2 separate regions of the Mus musculus genome follow, and region 1 is linked to region 2. Evidence: chromatin loops called from intact Hi-C (ENCODE). Cell type or tissue: gastrocnemius. All regions are shown on one strand. Links, peaks and the distances in the headings refer to the core of each region. The heading gives the core; the rest is flanking DNA. Region 1 overlaps Gm46065 (predicted gene, 46065). Region 2 holds the start of Slc7a5 (solute carrier family 7 (cationic amino acid transporter, y+ system), member 5).

Region 1 (14,318 bases), core at 2,524-10,523, 190 kb before region 2:
GGAGAGGGACGGAAGAAAGGCAGAAAAGGAGGGAGAACCGTCTCTTGAGGGGCAGAATACCCAGAATTTTCAGAGAGGTCTTTAAAGTCTGAGGGGTTTTGATGAGAGCTGCTGAGCTGTGGCCTTAAACGCTTCTTCTAATGGCAGCAGGCCCCTTCAGAACAAGCTGCCAAGAGATGTGACCCAGGTGGTGCCCCGTGAGGTCCTGGGGACAGCTTCTGGAGGCAGGCACACAGAGCAGGAGCTGGGATGTGAATGGGAACACTTCACTGTGGCGTCAGGGATGGATTACCTTAGTCGACGTGAGGCCTAAGAACGGGGCCAATTCACTCCAAGTTTCCTCTCCTAAAAGAACACTCAAGAACAAATGTGGAAATGATGAACATTTGTTCGTTCCTCACCGTGGTACATGTTAGCACCAGTACATGTTGAACTGTGCATGATGGGACAGCTTCCCTGGGCTTTGACAACAGGCTGCCCTAAGGATGCTCCCTGTAGGCGTGGTAGAGAGCACACCTGTTGGCCTTTAGTCTAGGCTCCGCCCCACTGTTACCTGGCAACAGCCAGGTGTGCATGACTCACTATAAAAGGGGCTGCTTACCACCTCCTCTCTCTCTGCTTGCTCTCTCCTCTTCTTGCCCCTTACCCTCTTTCCCTTCTCCCCATTTCCCTCTCTCCACGTGCTCATGGCCAACCTCTACTCCTCTGTCTTCTCTCTCTCTCTCTCTCTCTCTCTCTCTCTCTCTCTCTCTCGCTCTCGCTCTCTCGCTTCCTTTCTCTGTGTCGTCTATGCCCCTCAACTCCCCTCCTCATGCCCCATGCTAAATAAACTCTATTCTACACTATACCCATTGTGTGGCTGGTACCTCAGAGGGAAGGGATGCCTCAGCATGGGCCTGCAGAGGCAACCTCTTCCCCCACACTGTACCATGCGTCCACCAACATATTCCTTCCTTCCTTCCTTCTCTTTTTATAAAACACAACAGCACCCCTCCCCCAACACATGCTGATCTCAGCACACACACACCCCCCCCCGTGATGCTCAGGGACACACATGTGTCACTTCTGACATGACAGCAAATGCTCAGCATCACCTGGGATCAGGCAGTGGGAGTGTCTCATGGATGCTGGATGCTGGAGTTGGTACACCCCAGGCCTTTCCTCCTGAGGTACAGGCAGGAGGTTCAGACTAGGCAAGCTCCTTCCCAGACATGGGACCCTTGCTTGGGCCATACCCCAGCCACAGAGAAGCCACAGATGGCCTCCTGTCTTTTCTCCCTGGCTTACATCATGTTATCAGTACATTCGGAACTGTGCATGATGGGACAGCGTCCCTGTGATTGGACATCAGAGCAGGCGGGAGGCCACCCTGCTCCTCGCCAAAGCCTCAGTCCGTGGACGTGAACCCTTCCCACCACTCCCCACCGATGAGCTGACTTTGTTTCTCTCTTGTTTTCTTTAGCTCCCGCTGGCCTCAAATTTGTAACAATCTTCCTGCCTGGGCCTCCCGGGCCCTGAGATTACAGGCTTGAGCTACTATACTTGGTTTGCCAAGCCTATCCTACGACCTCAGTGTGGTCACTACACTGGGACGCCTGGATGTTGGAGCCAGGCAGGTGAATTACCCTCCTTTTTAACCCAAGCTCGGTTTCTCCTCCTCCGGGTTGACATTCTTCCAGAATTGGCACTCTGGCAATTGGTGCAATTGTATACAGTTACACACATCGCTTATGTGACAGATGACATTCACCACATGCCTCTGGATCTAAGACATCCTAGCACGAGGGCTCAGGATGACAGGTACTGCCTTCTGGCCTTGTCCTTCTGCCTCTAAATCTTTCCCACAAGACTGACCCCTGGAGCTTCTGGAGAGAGAAAAAAACAGGGACCAAAAGGTCGCTCAGCCAGCAATGAGCTTGCTGTTCCCACATAAGGGCCCAAGCTTGATCCCCAGTGTGGGAAGAAGCCTGGTGTGGCAGTACATGCCTATGATCCTATCATGGGGAAGGTAGGCATGGGGCAATCTCGGGGGCTCAGTGGCGCAGCCTAATTGGCCAGCTCCAGAGTCTGCTCATCTCTCCAGGAGACAGGGCTCATGTCTCAATAGCTTGTCAGTCCTGCCTGCCTACGTGTGCTCTGTCTTGTGTGTGAAGCCTGCCACTCTGAAGCGTTCGTCTACAATCCTTTCCCTGCCCCTCGCTCTACCCAAGAGCTCTCCCAAGGCCGCCTCGCTGTCCAGGGACTACAGTCCTGAGCCCTCGTATTAGTGACGTCTTAGGTGCAGAGGCATGTGGTAGATATCATCTGTCACATGAGTGACGCGTGTGGCTGTGTACAAACTGCACCAGCATCGCACCTCCTAGACATAGGGAGGTCACAAAGCTGCCTCGGAGGTTTGCTGGAGGTTGGCTGTTAACGTGAAACGCTGTGAAATTTCTCATTTGGAAGAAAATAGCAATAGCAATGGTTCAAGTGGAAAGTAAAAGAACCCAAGTGCCTGCGCCCTCCCCTGACTTCTACCTGAGCATAAAACCTCAACGCAGAAAATGCAGGGGAATGTGCAGTTGGAGGTGGGGGGTGGGGTGGGGATGCAACTGGCTCAGTGCGCATGCTCAGGCTCCCAAGACAAGGCTGTGTCTCATGGACAGCGCCGTAGCAGCTGCAGTATCACGCCAGGGCCAGATGGGGTCTCCCTCGATCTGCGATCCTCTGAGAGCCTGCTCAACAAGCCACCAAAGAGGCAAGGCCACAGGCCACAGCACCTCCTGAGACCTCACTGAGCTAGTTGGTATCTTCTACCTCCCAGCCTCAGTCTCTGTGCCTCTCTGGAGCCGGTCAGGTTCAGGCATTGACTACACAAGTACCCAGGCTGGACCGGCAGTTGATGGCAGAGATTCAGGCATCATGGAGAGTCCAAGAGCCAAACCCGGAGGTGAGCAGAGTCCAAGAGCTGGCAGCCGCGTGTCTGGCCTGGCTATTGACATGCTGCTCTGGGCTGCCGCCTGCACCAGGCTTCCTGAACGACAGGTGGTGGGAAAGAAGCTATCTGTGCTGGACAAGCGAGTAGCAGCCACTTAGTCTGTGAATGGACTTCAGCAACGCAGGAACCTGCGTCTCAGCGGGACCAGAGAAGCTGCAAAGGAGCCACAGCGTCCAGCCAATCCTGTTTGTATGCTGCGGGCCATGCTAGTTTATTATGAGTGGACCACAAACAACAGGCAGCAGCTGAACAAAGTGCCCGCGTCCTTTGACCTGGGCTTTGGTCGTTTAGAATTAGTGGAAGCAGAACTGGCAAAGTGGGTCCGTGGGTAAAGGCACTTGTCTCCAAGCCTGACGGTCCCCAGAGCCCACATGGTGGAAGGTGGCAACTGACTCCTCAGGTTGCCCTCTGACCTCCACACACCCACCACTCAAACAAATCATGTAGAACTGTTGGAAGGGGGCAGTTAGAGGTGTGTGTGGAAGCCTTTGGGGCAGTACCTCAGTACGGTGGAGCTGTGACTGTCCTCTACGAGCACAGGGGATATAGCCGCTTCATCTAGGAGGTGGCTGCTTTGATAGAGGACACACAGAGGCTCTTACTTGGTAGACTTTGGTGTGTAATTGTTTCCATATCTCCTGTCCCTGCCGCCTGTCACCATGGCCTCCCTGGACAACACGCCCAAAGTAGTATAGATCATCAAAGGCCTGAAGTCTAGCCCCGCCCCTGAGGTCTAACCCCGCCCCTTAAGTCTAATCCCACCCCCTGAAGTCCAGCCCCTCCCCTCAAGTTCTAGCCCCTCCCCCTGGGATCCTTGGGAGACTGCATTTCGGGCCACTGCTGCCTCCACTGAACTGCACAGCCTGTGCCAACCTACTCTGGCATCACTTGAGCAGCTGGGAGATTCTCATTTCAAACCTTGGTGCTTGGGATCACAGGGGAGGGGAGAGGAGAGCAGAGGATGCTGCTGCCCCGTCCTCTGTGTCTCTGCAGCTGCAAAGACTTTGAGCTCATTGGGTTCCCTCTGTGTCCTTTGGATGTACATGTCCACAGAGACAGGAACAGCCACCCCTACCCCATGCCCCACCCCAGCCTTGGGACTGTGGTGGCTGGTATGCACATCCCAGAGCCTCTCTCTGATTGTCCACCAGAGCCCTAAAGAAGAGGCCCGTCTTCTTCAGGGCCACCCACCCCAGTGTTAGCCCTTCTCCCATACTGACCTTTCCACTTTGCCCAAAGTGAGACTATATAGACTCCAGAGGCTGGTTGCCCAGGTTCAAGTCCCAGCTTGAGTCTTAGCTGTGTGACCCTAGGCAAAAGCCTTACCTCTCTGAGCCCCAGCTTCCTTCTCCACAAGGGAGTCAGGAGTTAACTACTTTGCATGCTGGTGCCCAGCATCGGAGTGGACAGGTGGACAGAAGGGAAGCAGTTAACAGTGTAAGTAAGCGCGAAGTACAGATGACAAGGCTCCAAGGCACTAAGCAAGCCACACGGATTTTTAAAATCTGCCATTCCTGCCTCTGTGGAAAGATGTAAGTCACTGATCAGTCGGGCTGAAGACAATTGGATGAAACCAAAAACTTGCCAGGAGAGTTTGCAAAGCAAAAAAGGAGGGAACGCAGGATGCTCGTGCAGTGTTCTCTTAACTCTGCGAAGTGCCTCTGGATAAGCAATGCCTCGGAGGTTCAGGAGCTGAGCGAACATTAGCTGTCAGAACTTCTTCATTTTCTTTTTGGTGTCTTGTTTTTGCACAGTTTCTATGATTGGGTTGATTAGAACACGAGCCAAGTGTGTTTTTCAAAAGCTCCTCTGGGCAGACAGGGGCCTGAAAGGTCCCCACCTCTTGTAAGGCAGCCACTTCCCCAGGCCTCAGCGCTATTGGAGGGAAAAGGTTATGGGGTCTGGGGATGCACAGGACAAGAAGCATCCAGAGACCAACGAATACAGGCTTGTTATCCTGAAGGGGAGTGAGTGGGTCAGGGTTCTCTGGAAGCCCCAATATGAAAACAGCACCTTGCTTTTCCATGAAGTAAAAACTTGTACCAAAGGACAGCGAGGAGGTTTGAAGGTAAGGGCGCTCGCAGCTAAGCCTGACAACCTGAGTGGATCCCAGAACTCACAGAGTGGAAGAAAGAAGCAGGTACTGCAAGTTGTCCTCCGATCTCCACGTGGACACCACGGCACAAGCATAGCGAATTCCAGGAAATGAATACAATTTAACTTAGAAACTCTTTCCAAAGAAGAAGGAGAGGGAGGAGGAGGAGAAGAAGAAGAAAGAAGAAGAAGAAGAAGAAGAAGAAGAAGAAGAAGAAGAAGAAGAAGAAGAAGAAGAAGAAGACTTCTTCTTGCAAATAATGTCATGAAGAAAGCAGAGAATTAGTTCATCTGTGATTCCAGGAGAGGGGAGGCTGAAGCAGGAGGATTGCCATGATTTCTAGGCCACCCTGAAATTCAAATCAAGATCCTATCTCAAAAACAAGAAAGGGCCAGGTAGTGGTGGCCCACACCTTTAATCCCAGCACTCCAGAGGCAGAAGGAAAGTAAAGCTCTGTGAGTTCAAGGCCAGCCTGGTCTACAAACTGAGGTCCAGGACAGTGAGGGATACACAGAGAAGCTCCATTTTAAAACAAAAAACAATCAGAAAAAGAGAAAAAGAAAGTTAGGGAGAGGGGATAGAAAAGACAGCTCACACAAAATAGAAGGACTTTGCAATCATACATCCAGAGAGAGTCGTGAATAAAGAAGGTGTAAAGGGCACGGCAGAAATACAAAGGAATGTGTTTCACAGCGGGAGAAGGACCTAAACAGACACGTCTTTAGTGAGGGCACACAGATGGCCAGGAAGCACATGAGGAGAGGAGAAAATGGCTGATCGCCAGGGAAACACAAATCACAGTCCCACAGAGGTACTGCTGCAAGCTGCAGAGACATCAGAAAGACCAACAATGACTATGGAAGGTTCTGGAGACACAGGAACCCCCCTTCCCTCATACCCTGCTGGTACGCACACAGTGTGGGGCAACCATGGTGAAAACCACTGAGCAGTATCTCAAAAGGAGACACACAAGGTTGTCATGGGGACAGCGACTCCTCTCCCAGGTCACACCAGAGACATTAAAATCCTGTATCATCGCGAACACACATGCATACCCCTGAAGGCAACCTCGAAACAGAGAAAAATGTCCTGCCTCCGAGGGATGGGCATACAACGGACAGGCAGGACACTAAGTCCTCACGATTGTCCAGTGGCGCACACTAGCCACCTGAAGGAGAGTGCGCAACCTGTCCACATGACAGGATGTTGTGCAGCCACAGGAGTGAAGGGTGCACTTACACACAGGGTAGATGAAGCATATTCATGTGCTGAGTGAAAGAAGCTGGGCGCCCAGGGCAGGCGCCACTCGGCAGAGCCACTTATGTGAAGTGTTCAGAAATCAGAGCCGGGCGTGGTGGCACACACCTTTAATCCCAGCACTTGGGAGGCAGAGGCAGGAGGATTTCTGAGTTCGAGGCCAGCCTGGTCTACAAAGTGAGTTCCAGGACAGCCTGAGCTATACAGAGAAACCCTGTCTCGAAAAACAAAAACAAAAACAAAAATCAGAGTGGTGGGCTCTCAGAATGCGGGGGAGGGGCACAGGGATGGGCTTCTCATGGTGGCAGGGTTTCTGTCTAGGTTCATAGAAGGGCTAAGTATTGTGACATAGTGGCTCACACTGTTTGAATCGCTATACACATCAATGGCACTCACCCAATAGGCAGGCGTTACAGCGTATCAATTACATCTGTCTTAGGGAGGGGTTTTATTGCTGTGATAAACAGCACAGCCAAAAGCAACTGGGGAAGGGAAGGGTTTCTTTCAGCTCACACCTCCATCATCCAAGGAAGTCAGGGCAGGAGCATAGAGGGACGAGCATAGAGGGAGGACCCATGGAGGAACTCTGCCTACTGACTTGCTCCCCATGACTTTTGCAGCCTGCTTTCTTATAGAATCCAGGGCAGTCTGCCCATTCTGCCATCTCCATCAACAAAATGCCTCCTCCAGACTTGTCTATCTATTAAAGATTTACTTTATATATGTGAGTACATTGTCACTGTCTTCAAACACACCCGAAGAGGGCTCCAGATCCCATCATAGATGGTTGTGAGCCACCATGTGGTTGCTGGGAATTGAACTCAGGACCTCTGGAAGAGCAGTCAGTGCTAACCACTGAGCCAGCTCTCCAGGCCCCTGTTTATAGGCCAATATTAAAGAGGCATTTTCTCAGTTAAGATTTTCTCTTCTTGCTAGGCAGTGGTAGCACAGGCCTTTAATTCCAGCACTCAGAAGGCAGAGGAAGGCGGGTCTCTGTGAGTTCGAAGCCAACTTGGACTACAGAGTCAGTTTCTGGACAGCCAGAGCTACACTAAGAAACCCTGTCTGGAAAAAGAAAGAAACAAAACAAAACATTTCCTCTTCTCAGATTTGTCTAGTTTGTATTAAATAGACAAAAAGCAAACAGCCTCAACTTCTCAACGAAACAACTGACATAAAACCCCCAGGGACTGAAGCCCCAGGGGCTATTGGTGGACTGGTGTCAGTGTAGTTTGGTTGTACTTTCATAGGTCGGCTGGCTTCCAGTACTGAAGAATTCAGGGTCTGAAACCCGGGTAAAGCCCACCACATGGGTAAACAGCACAGGAGATAGACAGGGAACTGGGAGAGAGGGGTGCCATCCTGGTTGTGTATGCAGAAGGCAAGGTAGGGAGAGGTCTGGAACACGGTGGGGGAGTCCTCAGCCCCTCACTCCCCCTCAGTCACTCTCTTGTCAGCCTCTCCCTCTCAGAGGCTCAAACACAGGCATTATACATCTGGTGTGGACTTTGTTTGAGCCAGATGTGAACACTGGCGACTCAGGTTGTGCCTTGGGTCTCCCACAGCAGATGCTGCTGTGACCAGTCTGGGCCATGCAGAGAACCCTGTGCTGTGATATGGAGACACTGGGCAGGAGGGCTATAGAGGTAGAAGGCTGGGCAGGCTTCTTGGAGAAGGAGGACCACAAGCCGAATCCTGAATCCAATAGAAGGAGGGCAGAAGCGGTCTGGAGCCAGGGGGTACAGGAGTTGAAAAGCAGAAGGAGTGGGTAAGGGGGGGGGTATTTTGAGAGAGCCATATGTCATCCTAAATTCAGGGAATTTGGGGGGAGCTCTCTCTGAAGAGTATGGCTATGAGATCCTTTGGGTGCCTGTTCATCTGATGGAACCAGTCTACACCATCCAGGCCTCAGTCTACCACTTTGATTTTGTATCCTTAGATCCACCTTGCAACCCACAGCAGCCACTGTCTCCTGAAGCCGTCTCTCAGACCAGCCCTTCCTCCTGTGTAATGAGCCTTTGTGCTCTTCAGCTTCTTCTTTCTGGCCCCTCCTCCACGTGGAGCTGATCCCACTGAGACAGAAAAGATGGATGCAGAACAGTTCCCCCCCCCCGCCCCTCCCCCCTTGGTTGCTGGTCCTCATCACACTGTTGGGCCGTGGGAGCAGGGAGGAGGGCGACGTAAAAGTAACGTGTTGGGGAGCAATGGCAGGGAGGCGGTTCCTCAGATGGCTTCTATGTCCCCCACACCATCTGCTGAGCGGGAGGGGTGAACAGGGCCCCCAGAGTCTCCCCACGGTCCGTACGTTGTGTCCCCAAGTGCTGTGTTGGAGATACCAGCTGGAGTCTCGCAAGTGGGGAAGGTGGGTCAGGAGCAGCTTGCAGATTACCCTGAGCTGTGCCCTTCACTGTACGACAAGCTTCAGTTCCCTCTGTGCTCAGGGGTGCAGGCTGCTTGCTTGTTTGTTTTGTTCATCTACCATGTAGTCAGAATCATCTGTGCCGGGCAGGCGTGGAGCTCAGCGCCACGTGACAGGTCCACCTGGCTGGGCTCTCCATTCCCTTCGTGAGTAGATGAGACCGTGAATTAAAAGACAGTCACATGACAAAGTGGTACACGTGGTTCAGTGTGTGGCGCTCAGAAAGAGGGACCGGCCTGGCCCAGCTCTCCCTTGGCTCTGGAGGTGAATCCCAGTGAGAATGTGTGCAGGGCACTTGGGCAAGATCATGGGAGTGGCTTGAGCAGCACGGCTGCAGCTGAGCGTGTGGCTCCCTAGGGTCTCTTGTGGTTGAAGGCTCAGTGCCCAGGTGAAGTTGTTGGGAAGCCACAGGACCTTTGGCAGGTGATGTCTAGTGGACTGTCCTTGACTGTGCTCTTTGGAGGTGAATTATGGGGCCCAGTCTCTCTGACTCCACATCTGGTGATGTGCACTCTTCCACACATAGATGTGTGCCTTTGCTGAGAAAAAGGGTCCTCCCTCAAACTGAGCTGATGCAGGCATTATGCCGGAGAGCCTCGAGCAACACAAGCTAAACAAACCTTTTCCCTTGTTAATGTTAACTGCCTCGGGTACTAGGCTATAGTGGTTTTCCTTTACAACCAAGTAGTTCAGGCCTAGAGAGTTGAAACAAATGTCGATTGGAGACAAGTAGAAACAAATGTTTATTTGAGACAAGAGGCGCAGCTGTGCAGACGAATCATAAGCACAGTGCAGGGCAGAAAGGAAGGGTCCGACATGATCCCCTCATGTGAAGTTCAGAAGCGAGCAAGAAGAAACTAACCAGCACGGGTTGTTAAATGACAGGGAAAGGCAAAGATCACTAATTCAGGTCCATGGTTTTGTATGAGAGGAACAGAAAGTAGGTTACAAAAGTAGGTTTGTACAGGGCTTGGAATCCTGAAGATAAGATGCAATTCTCTAACCTGGGCAACCTGGGCGGTCCTTCCATTGGCAGTCAGCACATAACGATTCACTAAGTATTCAAATATGCACTTGGCCATGGGCAATGCTCACCTTTCCCAGGGAGTGGACGCATGAGACGGAAGGTGCTGTGATGTCCCCCATCTTCTCCTATCTACCTTGGGCCAATGACTCAACCTGTCTAAGACTCAAGATCCCTCATCTGTAAAGGGGAAAACAACAACAGTATCATACCTGCTCCATAAAGTTGTTCTAGGATTACAACTGACAGCAAATGTAAATTGCTAACTTCAGTCAGTTACATAAACTTAATTTTCCAATTTTAAAGGAATTGTATACCCACCCCAAAGACTGAGTGTGTAGCCTGACCTCAATGTCCTTAGAGGAAATCAGGCAAAATGGGGTGTCATAGGGTTTTACTGCTGTGCAGAGACACCATGACCAAGGCAACTCATATAAAGGGCAACATTTAATTGGGGCTGGCTTACAGGTTCAAAGGTTCAGTCCATTATCATCATGACAGGAAGCATGGCAGCGTCCAGGCAGGCGTGGTATAGGAGGAGCTGAGAGTTCTACATCTTCATCTGAGAGCAAACAGGAGAGACTGACTCACTGGGTGAGCACTAGGAGACCTCAAAGCTTGTCTACACAGTAATACACTTCCTCCAACAAGACCACACCTTCTAATAGTAGTACTTTCCATGGGCCAAGCATATTCAAACTACCACACCATCAACATCATCACCTCCACCAGAGTCACCACCATCATCACCATCACCATCCCTGTCAACGTGAAATCAACCATGCCATGCACACACTGCCCATCCTGACATGGTCCTGTCCTCCTTCCTGCTGTACTAAAGAAGCAGTCACTTTCTTCCTATCGTCACAAAATAAGACGTTATTCCTTGAATGGGGTTCCCAGACCAGGAATGGGCCTCGGGCTTTAACTGACCCAAGCTGAATCTGTCTCCCTTGATTCAGTAGTCCATACAGGCGATGCTTACCATGAGGAGAGAAGACTGCAGGAGAGAAAGCGAGGCACAGAGAGCACAGAAATAAAAGCTGGCAAGAGGCTGACTGCAGGACTCAGAGGCAGAGACTTGAGCTCCAATGGCGGCCATGACTGGAAATCATGGGGGAGAGGCATGGGAGAAACTGAGTCAGTTGGGACCTTGACCTTGAACCCTGAGACTCAGAACTTTGGGCAATAGTCTACTAGCATTGCATAAGCCCCCTGGTCTGTGGTCATTAGTTTGGGCCGACCCACAGCCCAGTCACTGACTCGCATGATGTTATGGAAGTGAGTAGCAGGGACAAGGCTTGATCAGCAGAAGTCTTGCCAGCGGGCAAGAAGACCCGAGTTCAAACCCCAGCACAACCCGGGCATGCACACACCTGTAATCCCAGCTTCCAGGAGTTCAAGGTCAAGCTGGGCTCGGTGAGATCTTAAGTCATTCAAGTGTCCAGAGATTTCAGCTCTGTGAGCTATGAGGTGTGTAATAGGTTTGCTCAATTAGCTGTCAGTGTTGATGTGGAGTTGTGGATCTCCTAAGTGAATGGCCATAGCTGTGTTACAAACACACAACAAAGAACAATGGTAGCAAAAACAAAGCCCGACAAGCTGGAGTTTGCATGGCCGTTGGCTTAAAACAACAATCCATTCTGTTCAGAGATTAAGATATGATGAGGTTGGAACAGGGACTCTCTCCCAGGACGGTGTGCACACGGCTCCTCCTGGATACTGCTTCTGGGAGTCCTGCTCTATTTATTTATTTATTTATTTATTTATTTATTTATTTATTTATTTAACTTTTCTTGCCTATGCACCATCTGGGCTTCTTTACAGCATGGTCACTGTCCCGAGCTCCAGCAGCATCCCCGGAGTTCAAGGCTGCCCCTCACTGTTCATGAGCTAACACAAGCCAGTCAGAGTTCAGGGAAGAGGAAAGCAGAACCCACCTAGGAGTGGGAGAAGGCTTGGCCATGCACCCCAAAACCATTCATTAGGGGGATTTTGCTTTTGGGGTGGGGAGTATCAGGGTTACAGGTGACACTAGATGGTGTTTTTCTAAAATATTTATGTTTTTATTTTATATGTGTGTATGTGTGTGTGTGTGTATCTGAGTCTCTATATGTATACCATATGTGTGCAGTGCAGATGGCGACCAGAAGAGGGCATCTGAGTCCTGGGAAATAGGATTACAGTTGATTGGGAGCCGTGCAGTGAGGGGGTTGGGGGAGGGGGAGACTCAAGCTGGTTGGTTGCTCGGCAAGAGCAGCAAGATCCATCTTTCCAGGCCTGAAACATTGTATTTTATAGGTGCTTTCTTGACAGTTTGAAATAATTTCCATTCAGTTCTCAGTTCTTAACACCTTCTTTCTGGGATGAGCAAGTCATGGGGACTGAACCCAGCACCTCCCGCGTGCCAGACAAGCATTCTACCAGTGCTCACTCCTCAGCCCATGGCTGAGTTCTTTCAAAGAGACAAGCAGGTTCATTGGAGATAAAAAGGAGATTTCTGCATAGAGGAGGTAGAGCGCCAACCCCCCCTCCCCGCCCCCACACACCATGGAGTTACAACCAGAAAACATCCTGGGCATGGAGCAAGAGAAGCAAACAACAAAGAGATATAGAACCTGGGACCTCAACTGTTACTATTTTCTCATTAGCAAAGCTCTTTATCCAGAGGGGCCAGGCGATCTTCTAGACAAGGAGAGCCTGTGATTCCACCTGAGGTCACCGAGGCCAGGTTTCCAGCCAAGCTCAGCACCCAGAGAGTTCATGGAGGACTGAGGCGGGAGGATTGAGGCTGCAGCTCAGTGGTAGAGCGCTTGCCTAGCACATGAGCACACAAGGCTCTGGTTTCATCCCCAGTGAGAGGCTGCAGAACCCTGCTTGCGAGGGCAGCTTTGCCTCTTCCTTGGCTCTTGTTTTAAGTTGCTGGGTGGTACTGTGTTTAAATCACTCTGGCAAAATTCCTCTGAAATGCAATCAATACCTCCAGCCCTACTTTATGGGGCAAACGGTTCCAAACTGCACAAACACGCCTCAAATGTCTTTGCTCCAGAGACCAGAGCAAGTCACACGGCCTGAGTGACCCTGGCAGTGGGAGATGAGAGGTGGGGTTCAGGGGAGGGTGGGCAGAATGGCAGAGAGCAAAAGGCATGTGTGGTTGGGGGTAGCAGTACCCAGTATCTGGCTGGAGACCAGCATCACTTACCAGAGGGAATGTATTTGCCATGCAGTGCTGTGTGAGCAAGGGCTGCAGAGTCAGCAAAAGGGGGGCAGGAAATAAAATGGAAGACACAGTGTGTTGCCAGGCATGGTTTATCCCTACAGTGTAGGGGAAGGAGTGGCAGGTTGAGAGCTCAGCCTCCCCATCACGATCCCAGTGACAGTCCTACTCCCTCACCCTCACTGGATGCTGGATACCTGGTCCTTGGATTCTCACTGGGACTCAACTAGAACTGTTAGTCCCATTTTACAGGTCAGGCAACTGAGCACAGAGACATGAAGTGGCTACCCAAAGCCACACAGCCTGGAATCAGGATGTGAAGCCCAGCCTATAGAAGATGAGTCTGTGGCCCACTTGACCACATCCTCGTAATAAGCTAACAGACTCATCCCACTGGCTCATAGTCCATTAACACATTGGAACACACAGAAACAAAGTCTGGGAGATTGGAGATTTTCTGCCCTCCAGGTATACGGCAGGCTGATGTGTGTCTGCTTGGTGATGGTGGGCTATGCATGCTAACTTCCAATCAAGTCCAAGATGTGATGCACCCTGAAGTCCACCATAGGCCATTTGAAGGCAAACCCTGACTCAAGGACCAGAGTGGCTGGAAACCTCGGATACAGAACAGGAACTGACAGCTTCTCAAAGCCTTTGGGGAGAAAAGAGGATGCCACCATCTGACTGGTGGGCCTTAAGGAGAGGTTGTTGTGCTTAAGACAAGGAGTTGGGGTTGGGGTTGAGATCTGGGGTTCTGGAAGCGCCCCGATGACCCCGGCTGGCTGCAGGTGCCACCATGCACCTCTTTTGCTCCCAGTCAGGGACTCCCCACCACCGGGGCTTACTGGGTCTCTTGTCACCACCAACCCCCACTAACCCCAACCCTGTGCAACTGTGAAGCCATGCAGACCCCCTCCTCCTCAGCCCACTGCAATGCCCGCTGCCATTCCCTGCATGCAGTCCGGGAGGGCAGGGGATGTGGGCTCCTGTCTTCGGATTGATGGTCCAGGAAATGCATTTTCAATTAGTCCCATGATGCTAGCATCTCTTGGTGGGGGTGGGTAATGAGAGAGAGAGAGAGAGACAGAGAGAGACAGAGAGAGAGAGAGAGAGAGAGAGAGGGAGAGAGAGAGACCTAGTAACCGCGGAGTGGTAACCCCAAAGAGCGACAGCTTCTGGAGTGGGGGGGATACCTGTTGGCCAGGGCGCAAGGCCCACGGGATTGGGGTGGCTTTGCTCCAAGATGCAAACGTGTGACCCAACTTTCTATTAATTTTTAGAGGGGCTAAACGCTATTCGCTAAAGGTGTGTTTTCGAAGGTGAGCG
Region 2 (15,121 bases), core at 7,122-15,121:
CAGCTCTAGCCCCAAGAGAGCTAGAGAGCCTCCACTATGGGGGAGGGGAGTTCCTGGCTTGCCTTGGTCAAACATTAACCAGTACAGCCTGAGTGGCCCCAGTTTACCAGAATCCCGACTTCTCCAGGATGTAGAGGGAGCAGCTCCCACAAAGGCTGTGCCGACTCAGGCCTCGCAGATGCCAGGCAGCCAGACTAATTATATGTCATGATGCAGTTTGGTGAACAGACCACAAAGACAGGAATCTGCATTAATTATCTGGCCATGGCAAACTTCAGGTGGAAGGGAAGCAGGAAGACTCCCTGGTGCTGGTGATGGAGGCTACAGCAGTTGCTTTACCTCCAGGAAGCCAGAACACTCATTTGCACTGAGTCACCTCCCTCTTTATAGCTCCGGCTGATGTAACACCGGCTGTGACTAGACTAGAGAAAGCTCCCTTGCCTGTGTAGCTGCTACTGCAGTTGCTGCCGCTGTACCGCAGTGACTTGCTTGAAAACTCCCATGTCTCCCAGAGTAAAGGAGTAAGAGGAGACTGTGGGATGAACACAGGCCCCCACCCCCTGAGAGGCTTCCCCCATCGCCCTTGTCCCTTCCCCCACAGGTCACCAATCTGACAGCTTTCCTTAGACAGTCCCACATTTCCTTATAGGTACTGACAAAGAAACTTGCAGAGCAGCCGAGCCTCCCTTGATCCCGCCTCCCCACACACCCTTCTGGTGTGCAAGAGGCTGGCAGATTGCATCACTAGCCAGATCCCATTTGGCTGGGGTGAGCCAGCAGGAGGGGTGTGGCTAAGCCCAAAGCCTACAGCCTCAGCCTTGACAGCTGTGGTCTCTAAGGGAAAGTATGACACTGCTCTGGGCTCCAGGAACTGTGCCTCTGCTGAGTCGCCCTGTAGGAGGTGCCCCTCTAAACCTCTCAGAAGGGAGCAGTGTATTGAACCACTATCCTCACTGTCCCAGTGGGCCCCTCTGCTACTCTAATACCCTGCCCTGTCTGGGCCAAGCCAGCTTCTCTCCTGCCAAAACCAGGTCTGATCCCAGACTGCAGGCCAAGTGGACAGAGAAGGGCCAGCACGGGCCTCGGCAACTGGGGTTGAACTTCTTCCTAGCTGACGACTTCTCCTCTGACATCAGAAGAAGACAGAACAAAAGAGACTCTATACTTTCAAGTCTCTTATAAAAGCCAGAGCAGGTGGTAAACCGGTAATGCGCACTGACTCGGGAACAAGCGGACAAGGGATTATTATGCCCCGCAGCCCCGCTTTCAAAACCAAACAATCTGAAATAAATGAATGAATTCATCTGGGTCCAGGGGCTTCTGGCCTTCTCGAGACACTGTCATGAGAGGCGGTCAGAAGACCGACCGGAAGGAACCTCAGTTCCCTACCCAGACAATCCACCACCTCGTCACTGTCTCCCCACCAAAGACAAAGCCAGCAGGACTGTGCCGTGACAAGGGGATAGCCTGGCCTTAGCGTAGGAGGCGAAAGGCTGGTCCTTTTGGGGGTTCCCCACGTGACACCAATAGATAAATGTGGCTGTGCTGGCTAACAGCTGGACCTGTGAGATAAAAAGCCCAGAGCCTCATCCTGGGTGCAGATAGCTATGCAGGTCAGGCCCTTGGCCCACGGGCCTAATAGTGATGTTCTTCACAAGGTTAGTTCTCATCCCTAGCCACCTGCATGGGGACACTCAGGCTCCACGGCTCACACTTCAGAGTGCTGGAGAGACCCTTTACTGTCTGGCTGGGTCAGCAAAACAGTGCTCGGGCCATGGGAGAAGTCCTAGGCTCACCCTGATACCACCTGACCCATGGCTGAGCAGGCACCAGAATCTCTTCCCTAAAGGGCCAAATGTGACGGCCGGAGCTGCTGCCTCAGTACAATGGGCAGGAGGTAGAAACTCATGGGGCTGGTGCTGCCCACACTCTCCCACCAAGTCTCCCAGGCCTCCTGGGGCAGGGTAGAGCAAGTGGCTGGTGGCTTCACTGGTTCCAGGAAGCATGACTGGTCCCCCAGGGTGCATCTATCCTTGGCCCACTGATTGGACGAAGGCCTGAGCCTGGGTGGGCTTAGATGACCTGTCTGGAGGTGATCCTAGCTCCATCTGAATCGAGTCAGTCAGCACACGCAGGGATTCCCTGATGGACCCAGGACTCCCGACATCAGTAGTACTTCCTTACTCCTTAAAGTCTGGGTGTTTCAGGTTCCCCACTCAAGTCTCTCAGGTAGAGCCCAAAAGAGCCCCAGTGAGCCTCTGTGCAGGTTCAAGATCTGTCTGGCAATAACCAGGTGGCCAGTTACCCCAGTACTCATCCTAGCCAGACAGACTCCTAGACTCCTCAGGTGCTGGTAAAAACAGCCCCCCCCCCCAATCACTGGCGATCCCACCCAGACAAGTCCAAGACAGCCGAGCCTCTAAGGTCAGCAAGCTCCCACATGCTAGGGCCATTAGCCCAGGTTGCCCACTTAGATACAATGGGTGACTTCTCTAGAATCCCTTTCCTGGGCTCCCAAGTATGCATGTAGCCACACAGGTCAGGAAACCTGCAGGGTGTGATCCAACTCCAGCATAGGATGTCACTCTGATGGGCCGAGAATCCTGGCACATCCGAGGAACGTAGCTGCTGTGGAGTCTTCAATGTTTTGTTTCTTAAATTTGAGACAGGGTTTCTCTGTGTAGCCCTAGCTGTCCCAGAGCTCGCTCTATAGATGCTGTCCTTGAACTCAGGCACATACCACCACACCTGTGCCCCATCCTCAGGTCTATGTGGATTCTCCAGTATCTTCCTCTCGGTGTGGGATGGGACTCAGGCCTCATATACACTGAGCACTAGTCAACCACAGACAGTTCCAGGGGTGCAGGTGTCCCTGACTATTCAAACAAGCCTGGCATATCCTTTCAACAGGCCAGAAAACATCAGCTTAGTAAGATGAAACATAGGCAGGAGAGATGGCTCAGCGGTTAAAAGCAATGAGTGCTCTTCCAGAGGTCCTGAGTTTAAATCCCAGCAACCACACAGTGACTCACAACCCCTTCTTCTGGTGTGTCTGAAGACATTTACAGTGTACTCATATACATGAAATAAATAAATTTTAAAACAAAACAAAACACCCATTCACCCCTAGTGACTCCCCAAGACTTCTGAAGCAGGTTTCCTGAAGACAGAGTTGCAAGTGTTCCTGGTACCTCCAGAAGCTGCCTTGCCCCCCAGCCCCCAGGATGTCTGACACCTCTGCCTCTGCTCCTACTCTGCAGAGCCACTGCCACCACTGGCTTAAACCCCAGGCCAGGGGCTTCGTGGTCCCCCACTGATCTGATTACTGCTGTGTTGGATATCCACAGGAGCGACTCTCCGTGAGAATGTATGGGATTCTCATCACCAGCTAAGTGTAGACTCTCACATCTACACATGGCACCACAATTCCATCATCAGTGAAGCTATCAAGAAAGAGCAGGTGAGACTTGCTCCACCATACAGCAGTTCCTGGGGAAGGAGGGGGCACCCGGATCTCTAACCTTGATGTCCCTAAAGCGGCATTAGAGTAGTCTAGCCATAGGTGTGGGATGGGTGTATACTTTCCAGAGTATTTGCCGTATGGACAGCAGATCATAGCAAACACTGCATACAATAAACTTGCTGAATAGGGGTGCATTCAGGCTCACCAGGGCACAACCTGGGGGAGGGAGGGAGTGCGGGTTTAGTGGTGCTGGCATAGCTGTTAGGAACAGACTCCAAGACCTCTCCATCTCAATCATGTCCAGCAGGTGCAGTGAGAAAAGCCAGGAATCCCTGGGCTTAGGGGAGTTGCCAGCAGAGTAGGCCTAACAACCCAGAACACCACTCTATAGCACTCTGGGCTCAGCAGGTGTGCACCCAGCACCCCACCCTGCCCTGGGGGGGCTTACAGCTCAAGAGACACAGTCAAGAGCTGTCTCAGCCACCACTGTGGCCCTGAATCCTCCCACACAACCCAGGCTAATGAGGTCCAAGGGAACCCAGTAAAGACTCCTGCAGCCCGAGCTGGTGGCATGATCAGGAATGTAAGCCGAAGGCAGGCCCCTTATTGACTACAGGCAGCTGCTGCACCATGAGGTCTCAGCAATGACATGTGCTGGCCAGCCCCAAGGTCAGGGTGACTCAGTGTGGATCGGGTTGCACACACCAGGCTCCAGAGAATGGGGTGGGAAATCCTGCTAATTCTTTACATAGCAGCTCATCCTGGCAAAGGGAAAGTGTGGGCACGGCACAGAAATGTCCAGCCAAGGGCTGCTCTGACGGCTGGTGCTCAGGGATGAGACATCTCAGGCTTCCAGCCTCCCTACGGTACACAGATGTGATGTGGCTGGCCACTGGGGAAAGCAACGGCTCATAACACCGCTAAATGACGGGCTGCAGGGTGTGAGTCCTCCAGCTGGGTGAGGGCAGTGGAAGGAACAAATGTCTAGGGGGTGTACCAGAGGCTGGCATGGGAGACTGTAGGGGGTGTACCAGAGGCTGGCATGGGAGACTGTAGGGGGTGTACCAGAGGCTGGCATGAGAGACTGGTTGCAGGCAGAATGGAAAAGGCCTTGGACAGGGGGCACTGTTCTTGAGGCAGCTTCTCACAGCAGCAATCCACAAGGCTCTGGGACTAGTCATGCTGGCTGGGGGTCCTGAGTCTGTTGTTCCCCGAGCCTCGCAGCACCCTTGTAACATCCCAGAGGTGGACAGATGGGGCTGCCCGTCCAAAGCTCACCCCAGTGGAGATTGTGGCAGGAAGACAAAAGGGTGACTGGGCAGCTCCCACAAACTCCATCCGGGGAGGAGCCCTTCCTCAGGAATCTAAATGCTGATGACCCCCTCTGAGCAGCTGGAGTCCCTACCCTAGCGGACCAGATTCTTGGAAGTAGTGACCAAGGTAGCACATACCCTATAGCACTTGCTACCCAGCTCACTCCTGCCTCAGTTTCCCTTGCTAGGAAAGATGGGAATGATTACGTTGACTTTAAGGGCTAAATCAGAGGAAATATGCAGAAGCCATGCATATGTGCCATGCAAATAAACAATGCTCTCAAGGCTCTCGCCCCACCTGTGTCTCAGGGCCTGGGGACCGTGGGGCTGTGCAGGGTCACTATGGTCACCAACCACATTTCTGGACAAAGATCATGGGCATGCTATGGGTTACCCAGCCGTCCATAATCCCTACCCAACGCCCACCCCCTGCCAAAAAATATTTGAAATATTTAAAAATATAGGAATATTTAAAATGCCTGCAGCATTTCCCAGCCGCCTTGGTCAACGGTTTTGTGAACTATTCATGTCTGGGGCCCCAGGTCCTGTGACTGGGTGTCATCTGCTCTGTGTGTATGTGCTTTCATGTCTGGCTGGAAAAGCCGATTTCAGTGCTGATTACAAAGCTGTACTGAGCTCATGGTTCCAGACACGGGGCCACAGCAACACCAAAGAGTTTGTTTCAGCTCAGCCACAGTAGCAACGGTGCCCAAAAACTCCAGCTACTCCTGTGGCGGCCTGGGGTCTCTAGCAGAGGCAGTACAGGGTAGAAACCAGGGGGTGGCTTGAAGAGAAGGGACAAAAAAGCCACATACATACCCGTTCCCACCCCCCATCTTCTCTAGCAGCTACTCGGGTCGGCAGAGCTTGGCCAGGCGATGGCCATCAGAAACCCAGGCAGGGCCAAGCATGAGTCTACATGTCTTCATCCAGACCAGGTCCACAGCTTATGCCCCACACCTATACTTCAGAGGAGGGGAGACAGTGAGCACCCTTCCACTTCCTTCTCCCTCCATCCAGCCTGTTCTCCATGCAGAAGCGGGCTGTGGGGCTGCTCCCTGGTAAGAGGGAAGAGGTCCACCAGGCAGAGTACAGACCCATCTCTACGTGATCAGCTCTGTGCTGTCTGCTAAACACAGCTCTCCCCAACACCCAGGCAGGACGGATCCCCACTCTACAGTTATAGGTAGGGTTCGAGGGTCCTTCCTCAAATCAGAAATACAATGTTCCTGATCTGGCACTAGAAGGGAATTATCTCAGGCCACAGGTCTCCAGGCACATGCTAGCTAAGAATGTCTAAGACCCTGCCAGACTCATTCCATGGAGAGAGTAGTGAGTTCCGCAGCACTGAGGAGCCCATGCCAGGCAGCCCCTACGTCTCCTGAGCAGTCCAGGGGAGTCCTCAGCCACCTGAGATCAAACGTGAGCAGGTAGGGGTCCCATTCTCCACCCAGGATAGGGTGCACACCTTCAGTGTTTTAGGCTGGTCATCAGGCCTCATCCTTCATACTCACAAGGCTGGAGATGGGACACAGGTGGCGCTAGTCACCACCCAGGGCCTGCCTGGGCTTTGTTCCCGAGTCTAGGCTGCTCCATTCCTGCACACCTCAGCACAGACAGCCACGGCCCTGTGAGATTAGATAAATCTCAGCCCAGACGGAATCTCAGCTCTAGTCTGAAAGATTCTGTAACAAGACAAGCCCAGGCACTGAGTGTCCTGGGTAGTTCTTATGTCAACTTGACACAAGCTAGACTCATTTGGGTAGAGGGACACTTAAGCTGCCTGGGGGTGAGTCTACAACACATTTTCTAGGTGAACGACTCATGTGGAGAGCCTACCTCACTGTGGGCAATGCCAACATGGGTGGGCAGGTGATCCTGGATGCCACACACACACAAAAACAAAAACAAAGAATGCTGAGCGAGCCACGAGGAGCAAACTGGTGAGCAGCAACCCTCACGGCTTCTGCGTCAGCTCCCGCCTTGACTGCTCTGATGATGGACTACAAGCTGAGAGGAAAGTAAAACCCTTCCCCAGGTTTGCTTCTGGCCATGGTGTTTATCACAGCAGTAGAAATGCACCTAAACCACTGGGCTCCAGGTCAAGTCGACAGCACCCAAGCTTCACTTAGGCAAAAATGAACATGCGCCTTTAATGCTAGCACTCTGGAGGCAGAGGCAAACAGTTCTGTGAGTTCAATACCAGCCTGCTCTACAAAGTGAGTTCTAGGACCACCAGGACTACACAGAGAAGTCTTGTCTCAAAAGCAGAACAAAACCAAACAGCAAGCCACGAGATGGTCCCTAGGCCTCACTCACACGGGCTCTCGGCCACCCAGAACAATGTGGAAAACAAGTCTTCCAATCATCATCAAAGACTCCGCTCCAGGCTGCCCGCATCAGGCCTGAGGTTGCAGGAGGGAGCCAGACTTGTTGAGAGGGAGATGGCCTGCACCTTTACCACCAGTGGGTTCATTCGGGATGGAGGCCAAGTCATTTCCCAATCCAGTCTTAACTAGGTGAAGGAAACTTGTGGAGAGACAAACACAGAGGACTCCAGAAGACTCAACCACGTAAACCAGACCTCTGCCCTAAAACCTGACTCTCAGTGCTTCCTCGGGGTCTTTCCTAAGGCATGGAAGCCAGGGAACACTATGTTCCCCAGAAGTGCCCTCGAGAAAGAACAGGGCACTCACTCCATGAACACTGAAACTCTCCTCAGAGTGCAATCCTCCGGGAGCCGGCGCCCAGGCCTTCAGAGACCTGGAAGAGCACCTGGACTCTTGGTATAGCATTGGAAATGTAAATGAGCTAAATACCTAATAAAAAATGGAAAAAAAGAAAAAAAAGAAAACAAATTTTAAAAGAAAGGACATTTGCCAGCCCTCAGTGCTCACAGCCTCCTGTGGGCAAGCATTGCTTCCCATATGTCACTAGCACCTGCAGTTTCCAGAACTATCTTGACAAGAGTGTGGGCTCTTTAAAGACAGCCATGCCAGCCTGGCATGATGGTACACACACTTACTGCCTGCACTTGGGAGACAGAGAACTGCAGACCAGCCAGGGCTGCATAGCATGAGCCTGTCTCAAAACCAAGCAAGCAAGCAAGCAAGCAAGCAAGCAAACAACAAACCTTAAAGGTACCCACGACATTCCTTATCCCTAAAGAGATTACCATCCATAAGGAGAACTGGACAATTAAAATTGAGTATGCAGTGTCCCGTTTGAGGCCAGGCTCTCCCTGGACTGCCCAGTGCTTTTGAAGACCAACTCTAGCTATGACGGTTTACACATGAACCAAGCACACAGAAGACCTTACTGGTCATCATCCAACTGGCACTACAGAGCAGAGTGGGTGGTCTCAGAATTGAAGGGCACACCCGGCTGGGTCTGATAACAGGAGACAGTCTCAGGGCCAAAGCCAAAACAGGCACTGGCATCGAGCAGTGGCCCCAGTGCTAACAGCAGCCCCGGACTTCCATGGCTCACAACCAAGTCTAGCCCACCTCCCCATCACCCTCTCTGTGTGCACTATCAACACAGCTCTCAAAACAAACAGATACATCGGTCTTAGCTGCCTGAACTCATCTGTAATTTTGAAAGTAGCATGATTTATTTCCAGGTTGCTCTCCACCACCAAATCATGTGGCATTTGCTTCAAACGATCATTTTCCCCCAGTCCTGAAAAATCACACAACTGTTTTTGAAAGCAGAAATCAATCCGTCTTGACCTATGCGTCCCATAAAGGCTACACTCAACAGCTGTTACCTGGCACATCTTGGGACCCCTCAAGCCCACCCACACAGACTGTCGTCTGTCTGCAGCCGAGTTTCTTTTAGTCCTTTACTGACAGGCAGGCTTTACACGATTCCGCTACTCATCTTAAACGAGCAAGCAGCCATCACTACCACACACAAATTTATTACTACTGTTTTCTTATGAGTCAGCCAGTTCACTGATTCCTGATAGGCCGGTTTTAAGAACATAAGTGATTTTTTTTTTTAAACTGCAATTTCCCTCTTAGCAACCAGTCAGCAACTGAAGCTGAAACAGGAAACTGGCATATCTGCCACTCCACGTGGTGCTTTGCTGAAGGCAGGGAGTGTATTGCTCTCACCCGGGACAGAGTAGATCTCTCGTACTTAGAATTCAGGTCGGGAAGCGGGATGCCTGCCGCGGGGTCAGAGCCGCGACCCACTGAGGTCTCGCGAGGGCTGTCCCGAAAGCATAGACACTATGAATGGATTAAAGAAACGCACGTGGGTTCTGGGGCCTGTGACTTTAGCCTGGAACTGCCGAGATGGTTCAGGGATGGACAGATGGAGGGATACTGGGATGGGTGTTGCCGAGCTGTAAACGCAGGAACCTTGGCTCGCGCCCACCCGGCCCCGCCCCAGCCCGGCCCCACCCCAGCCCGGACCCCTACTTACGCACGCAGAGGCAGGCCACGAGCTTGGCAGCTTCCTCGGGCACCGGACAAGTGGGGAAGACCGGCTTGAGCAAGTAGGTGGCGAAGACCAGCGCCACGATGTACTGCGAGGAGGGCCGAATGATGAGCAGCTCGATCCAGAGCTTGAGGAAGGCGGGCAACGAGCCGTAGACCTCCAGCATGTAGGCGTAGTCGCCGCCTGACTTGGAGATGGTGGTGCCCAGCTCCGCGTAGCAGAGTGCGCCCACGATGGAGAAGACGCCGCACACAGCCCACACCACGAGCGACAGTCCGGGCGACCCCGCTTCCTTGAGCACGCCGGTGGGCGTCACGAAGATGCCAGAGCCGATGATGGTGCCCACGATGATGGCCACACCGTTGAGCAGCGTGATATTGCGCTGCAGGGTCACGCCTTCGCCCTCGGGGTCCGCGCCGTCCCCGCGCCGCGCCTCCAACATCTTCTCCCGCGCCTGCCGCTCCTCCTCCGCCGCCGCCGCCGCCGGGGTCGCAACCGCGCGCCTCTTGGCGCCCGCGACCGCCATGCTCTCGGCGTTCCCGGCTCGGCCTGGATACCCGGCGTGCGCGCGGCCGAGCCGCTCTCCGCGTACTGAGAAGTGCGTCTGCGTCCGCCCCGCCCGCGCGGCCTTTTATCTCTACCGTTACCCGCCCTCCAGGCTCCGCCCATCGCCGCTGCTGTTGGTTCAGCTCGCAAAGGCCCCCGCCCCCTCAGCCCGCGCGACCCCGCCTCCTTCGCGGGCCCCCGCCCCCAAGTCTGTTAGAGCACGTGGAGCGTTAAGATCCTGAAACTGAGGACTACTGATGTGTTTAACGCGGCGTGACTACTGATGGGTTTATCGCGGCGTGTTTCACAAGATCCGAATGTTGTACGCGGGTGGAGAGTCGACTCACACCTCCTCACAAGTCCTGTGCAGGATGTCAGGGCCGATTGGTAAGGGCGTGCTTCTTCTCCCGCCCCAGGCGGCGCAGAGGACTTGTCAAGGGAGAAAGCACCGGAAGGGGGGTGGCTCAGTGTATAGTCCCAACACCTGCCCGGAATCCTGGCCCTGCCTCGCGGGTGTTTATCTCCGCTTCCTCCAGTGTGCATATCCTGTGCGTCTGGGAGATGAAGGATAAATATCTTATCTAGGATAAGTGGGGGTGGGTTGTGGGGTGAGGCACCCCTATAGTCCAACTTGGTCCAGAGGAAACGAGTCTGAGGGCGAAATGATCCGTCAGCTCTGGAGGAAACGGAAGAATAGACCAGAATGGTAGCCAGCTTACTCCTGGACTTAGATATCCATCTGGTCCCAAGGAGGGTCTTGACAAAAGCTCGATTAGTGGTACACCCAATCTGGAGAAGCAAGTTTTAGAAGGGAACCAACCCAATCTACTGTAGGGTGAAAGGGCTTTAGGTTGTCATTCTTAGGAAATCTTAGGTAAGAGGGTTTTTGAGATAATGTGGTCACACATCTGGAAGGTTCAGCATCCCAGGCCTGGTGCCATCATCGTGGGCACCATTATCAGCTCTGGCATCTTCGTGACGCCCACCGGTGAGCTCAAGGAAGTGGGTTCAAGCCCTCGTGGTATGGGCTGTGTAATTTGAGCTGATGGTACGCTTGGAAAATTTCATTGGTCAAGATAAGTCCAGGAGCCCCAAGACCCCCTCCTTTTCACCAGCTGTTCCATTTTCTGTCCAAAGGAGTCCCCAGGAAAACTCACAGACAAGCAGAAGGGAAGGTGGGGGGGGGGGCTTAATTTAAGAACCTTCAGACTTGTAAGGATACAGAGCCCTGTATGCTCTGCTAAACTGTCCAGTCTGCCAAGCCTTCCCCACTGCTGAGGCATGACCAATGAAGAAATTCAAACTTCTCCCCATCTTTGGATCTACTGCTGCAGCCAAGAATGCCAGAGCTGCCCCTTGGAAGCCCATGTCGGGGAGGTGTTCAGCCAAAGACTCCAAGGGTCACTGGAGCTACCTCCCCCAACCCCCAGTATGTCAGCCATTCACAAGCAATGACAAGCTGGTATCTCTGTAGCCTGAGCAGTGGGAAGCCATGGAGCTAAAAGGTCACACCAACATTAACCATGCCACAGTACAGACTGCCTAAACTGATGGCTTTGGGAAGATTGAGAAACTTGCTTCTCATTCTTGACATAGTCCTTTCAGAGGGCTAAAAGCATACCACCAACCCACTGAGACATCGCTAAGATTCCAAGGTACATCGTCTAACTTAATAGGACACGTGGCAACTCTTAGAAACACTTCATAGTAAACGAGGAAGCCAGTTCTGCAGTTGTGTAACTTGCCTGCCCAGTATGCGCAGCCTCACGGCCTCCTACCTCCAGGCAAGCAGCCTGCTTACCTCTCACCTGTGGGTGGCTAACTAACCCTTGCTTCTTTTGGAATCTGTCCTTGTTCCCAGTGGAATCTGGGTTCTGCATCGCAGCCGTGGGAAAGCTTTGATTTGAACCAGAGATAGCAATAGTCCAAGGAGGTATAAAATCACAACCATAGTTAAGTCAAAGCCACTACCAGAGGCCAAGGACGGTGGTCGTGGAGGAACACAGCAGGTTCAAATGGCTCTTCTGGGTCTGGAGTTCAGAGAGAGAATGAACAAGAGATCAAGAGGGGGACCTGAGCCCTGGGCAGAAGCTGCTCTGGTGACAATACCCAGTGAATGTCCCCGAGACCCCTGGCTCGTGATTCTGCTGCTGCTTATCACAGCGTTAGATAAGACCTTAAACTTTTTCCTGCAAAGCAACCGTTGGTGTGTATTATCTCTGTTTGGTGCCCCCCCCCCCCCCAACACCTCTTCAAACAGCTAAGACTGAAATGTTTTCCAGGGGCGCCATCTACTGGTGGATGGAGGAGCAGTTTCATCTTAAATTTCCTGACTTGGGGCTCCCGGTGTGTGTTCCTAGTGGTTAGCTCTTCAACTGGTCAGTAATTTATTTAAAATGGTGTTGGACTGATTGGATGTTGGGGAGCCTGTCTTCCTATCTCCATCTTGAAACGAGAATGCGTACCTTGTACAGTCCTTCATAGAAGAAAGGGGCGGGGCGGGTCATCGGAGCCCCCCTTCGGCCCTCTGGCCGGTACTTCCCAGGTGTGCTCTCCCACCCTAGGTACATGTGTCTGGGTGTGGCAGAGCATTAGGGAGGTAGAAGGTTGACTGGGGAGGTAAGGGGACTTAGTATAGATACTGCTATGTTGACACTGCTATCTGGTCACCTATGCTGCTGTAAGTAGCTGGGTACAGTAAGCTCACTCACTGTATTAGTTAGGGTTTTACTGCTGTGAACAGACACCATGACCAAGGCAACTCTTATAAGGACAACATTTCATTGGGGCTGGCTTACAGGTTCAGAGATTCAGTTCATTATCATCAAGGCAGGAGCATGGCAGCATCCAGGCAGGCATGGCGCAGGAGCTGAGAGTTCTGTATCTTCATTCTAGGAGAATACTGATTTCCAGGCAGCTAGGATGAGGGTTTTAAAGCCCACACCCACAGTGACACACCTACTCCAACAAGGCTACGCCTTCTAATAGTCCCTCCCTGGGCTGAGCATATACAAACCACCACACTCACCAACTTGGACTTGCATGGAACCGGGCCTGTCAGTGCGCTATCTGGGGATGAGTAGAAGTCTGTTTGCATCTACCCATGAAAAGCCACACAACAGCGGCACAGTAACCGGAGCGTTTCTGCAGATGGAAGTGTGTGCAGTCGCGCCTCTCTCTCTATCACATCAGTACCAAGGGTTGAACTCGGGCCATTCGGATTGGCTACAAGCATCTTTAACCGCTGAGCCATTTTTTATGAACCCTGCCTCGGTTTGTTGTTGTTGTTGCTTAAAATACTTAATTTTTCAAAGATTTATTTTATGTAGATGGGTGTTTTGACTACATGTGTATCTGTGTACCCAGTGTGTGCCTGGTGCCCACAGAGGACAGAGGAGGGCATTGGGTTCCCCTGTAACTGGCGTTACAGAGGGTTGTGAGCCACCGTGAGTTTTGGGAACTTCCAAATTCAGGAGCATTTGAGTGCTACTGAGAAAGATCCCCAGACTGACAGGAAATTCTGACGAGATTAATCTCAGCCCTAGAAACACAGCTGGCCTCTCTCTCCTCCTGTGGACACAGACTCTGCCCCTGAACCCAAGAAGGCCATGATCGATCTGCCTGGTGGTCCACGCCTGCAAACCCAAGTCTCAGCAAGCTGAGGCAGGAGGATCACGTGTTCTAGGCTGGTGTGGGTGTGTGAGGCCCTGTCTCAAGCTTGAGTGAAACATGTAGGCCCTGTTCCTTTACAGGCTCCTCAGGCCATCAATGAGGGGCCTGAGGTGGAAGCAGACTGCTCCCCGCTGTCTCCCTGAACACAGAGATGGGTAGGGAGCATGGCAGAGGCAGAGGTTAAGGACAGGAAGGAGTGGCTCTTGCCAGCAGTCATGGTATCACACACCACACAGCTGGTCTGCAAGAGAGCGGAGGACCCGGCTCCCTCCGAGAGAAACAGGTGCTTAAGCCTCGGTACCACAAGAAGCTTCTGGAACAGAGGCTGAAGGACCATGTCTGTCTCACAACCACACACGCAGATACTTCCCCATTCAGAGAAGTAAATTTGGTGAGAACAGTGAGAGGAAGGGCAACAGCTAAGCCAAACAGCTTAGAGACCAGGCATCCCTCAGTGTCTGTGGCTCTGGGAAGAGAGATGTAGGAGCTTGAAGGGGCCTCTGAGTGTCAAGTTATGTGCTATGGTGGCAGGCACCACAGCCCACTGTCAACAGAGGGATAAAGTCTTGAGCTGTGCAGTAGCCATTGACCACAGAGCACAGCTGAAGACGGACACAGCCAGGCCGCGGGGACTTCCCCAAGGACACTACTCGAGGGGACTGAGTATCCAGAAAGGGGGAGGTTTCTCAGGTCTCAGAATGGCTGCCTGTGCTCTGGGGCTGATAGAGGCTGATAACACAGAATGGGCGAGGGTCAGGGGTTGGGGAGTAGGGTACAGAGACGGCCATCACTGCCGAGACTGTGGCTTTTGTCCCAACGAGGCAGTATTGGGAGATTGGCCAAACGTGGCCTCTTCATGGGGACCCAGCAAGAGTTCTCACACATTCTTAAACACAGAGAAAGTAACAAACACAAGAGCCAAGGACAGAGCCTTGAACTTTCAAAGTTGGGCCAGATATTCTGAAGACAATGGTGTGCCGTCTGAGCAGACCAGGGCTGCGAGGGAGGCAGGAGCCTTTGTTTTTTTGCTCTGCTGCTTTGAGGGCTGATATCAAAGACCTTCCTTCTAGTTTTTGTTTGTAGTTTTGTAGCAATGTGTCCAGGCTCAGACTTCTTCCTGAGAGTTTCAGTGTCGAGGCTAACATGGCTTTTTAAAAATAGCTAACAAAAGGGAAATGTTTTAGGCGACAGAGACATCCCTGCCCTCAGAGGAAAGTGTCGCTGCAGGCTCCTGTCTGAGTTCTTGTTGAGTATGGCATGGAGGTGCCGTGGGGCTAAGACCCTCTCTCCCAGTAAGTGCCTCCACCTTGCTTTCTCTGCCTCTGAGACCCTATGAGAATGGATGATCATGAATGATTAATGTGACTCCTTTGTGGCTTGTCCCAGGCTCCAATCTTGAGACCTGGGCCACAATCCCATTTCCTGGCACACACAGAAGAGTCCTGTTGCTCAAAGAACCTGAGGCCCAAGCTCCTTTCCCATCAAGTTTTCCACACGGTCTGGCCTGGTGGAAGCAGCTCTGTGCCTGCATTTGAGATTCAGGAATTCCCTCTCGTGAATACTGCTTTCCCCTTGCTGCATGAGTCTCAGAGGTCTGGGACACACAAGCATAGGACCTGGGTATCCACTCTTTACAAAAAAGACAAAAAGCAGACAGGTTATCAAGTCTCTGTCCCAGCAT

What was found. Peaks named below come from ENCODE experiments on the same cell type or tissue, not always from the same donor. Only the 100,000 strongest peaks of a DNase experiment are listed, where the experiment ranks them.
Region 1: it touches region 2 in a loop (2.4-fold over the local background); 7 of 42 quality-filtered maps call a loop at or near these places.

The regions. Positions count from the first base shown.
Region 1 is chr8:121,715,413-121,729,730 of GRCm38, forward strand. It overlaps Gm46065 (predicted gene, 46065), which reads right to left. Exons shown (of 3, transcript NR_165833.1): 2 at 10,761-10,879; 3 at 9,471-10,337. Among named protein-coding and RNA genes, the nearest start is that of Gm46065, 7.9 kb to the right of the region's middle. In gastrocnemius, for the core only: a CTCF peak has its summit at 2,675; DNase peaks (open chromatin) are centred at 2,682, 2,930 and 5,869.
Region 2 is chr8:121,897,859-121,912,979 of GRCm38, forward strand. Slc7a5 (solute carrier family 7 (cationic amino acid transporter, y+ system), member 5) reads right to left here and starts at 9,828. Exons shown (of 10, transcript NM_011404.3): 1 at 9,208-9,828. The coding sequence starts at 9,748. BC048644 (cDNA sequence BC048644) reads left to right here and starts at 9,975. Exons shown (of 2, transcript NR_167716.1): 1 at 9,975-10,155. In gastrocnemius, for the core only: a CTCF peak has its summit at 12,076 (motif pointing left); DNase peaks (open chromatin) are centred at 8,190, 9,355, 9,864 and 12,061; H3K4me3 peaks cover 2,412 bases; H3K27ac peaks cover 878 bases.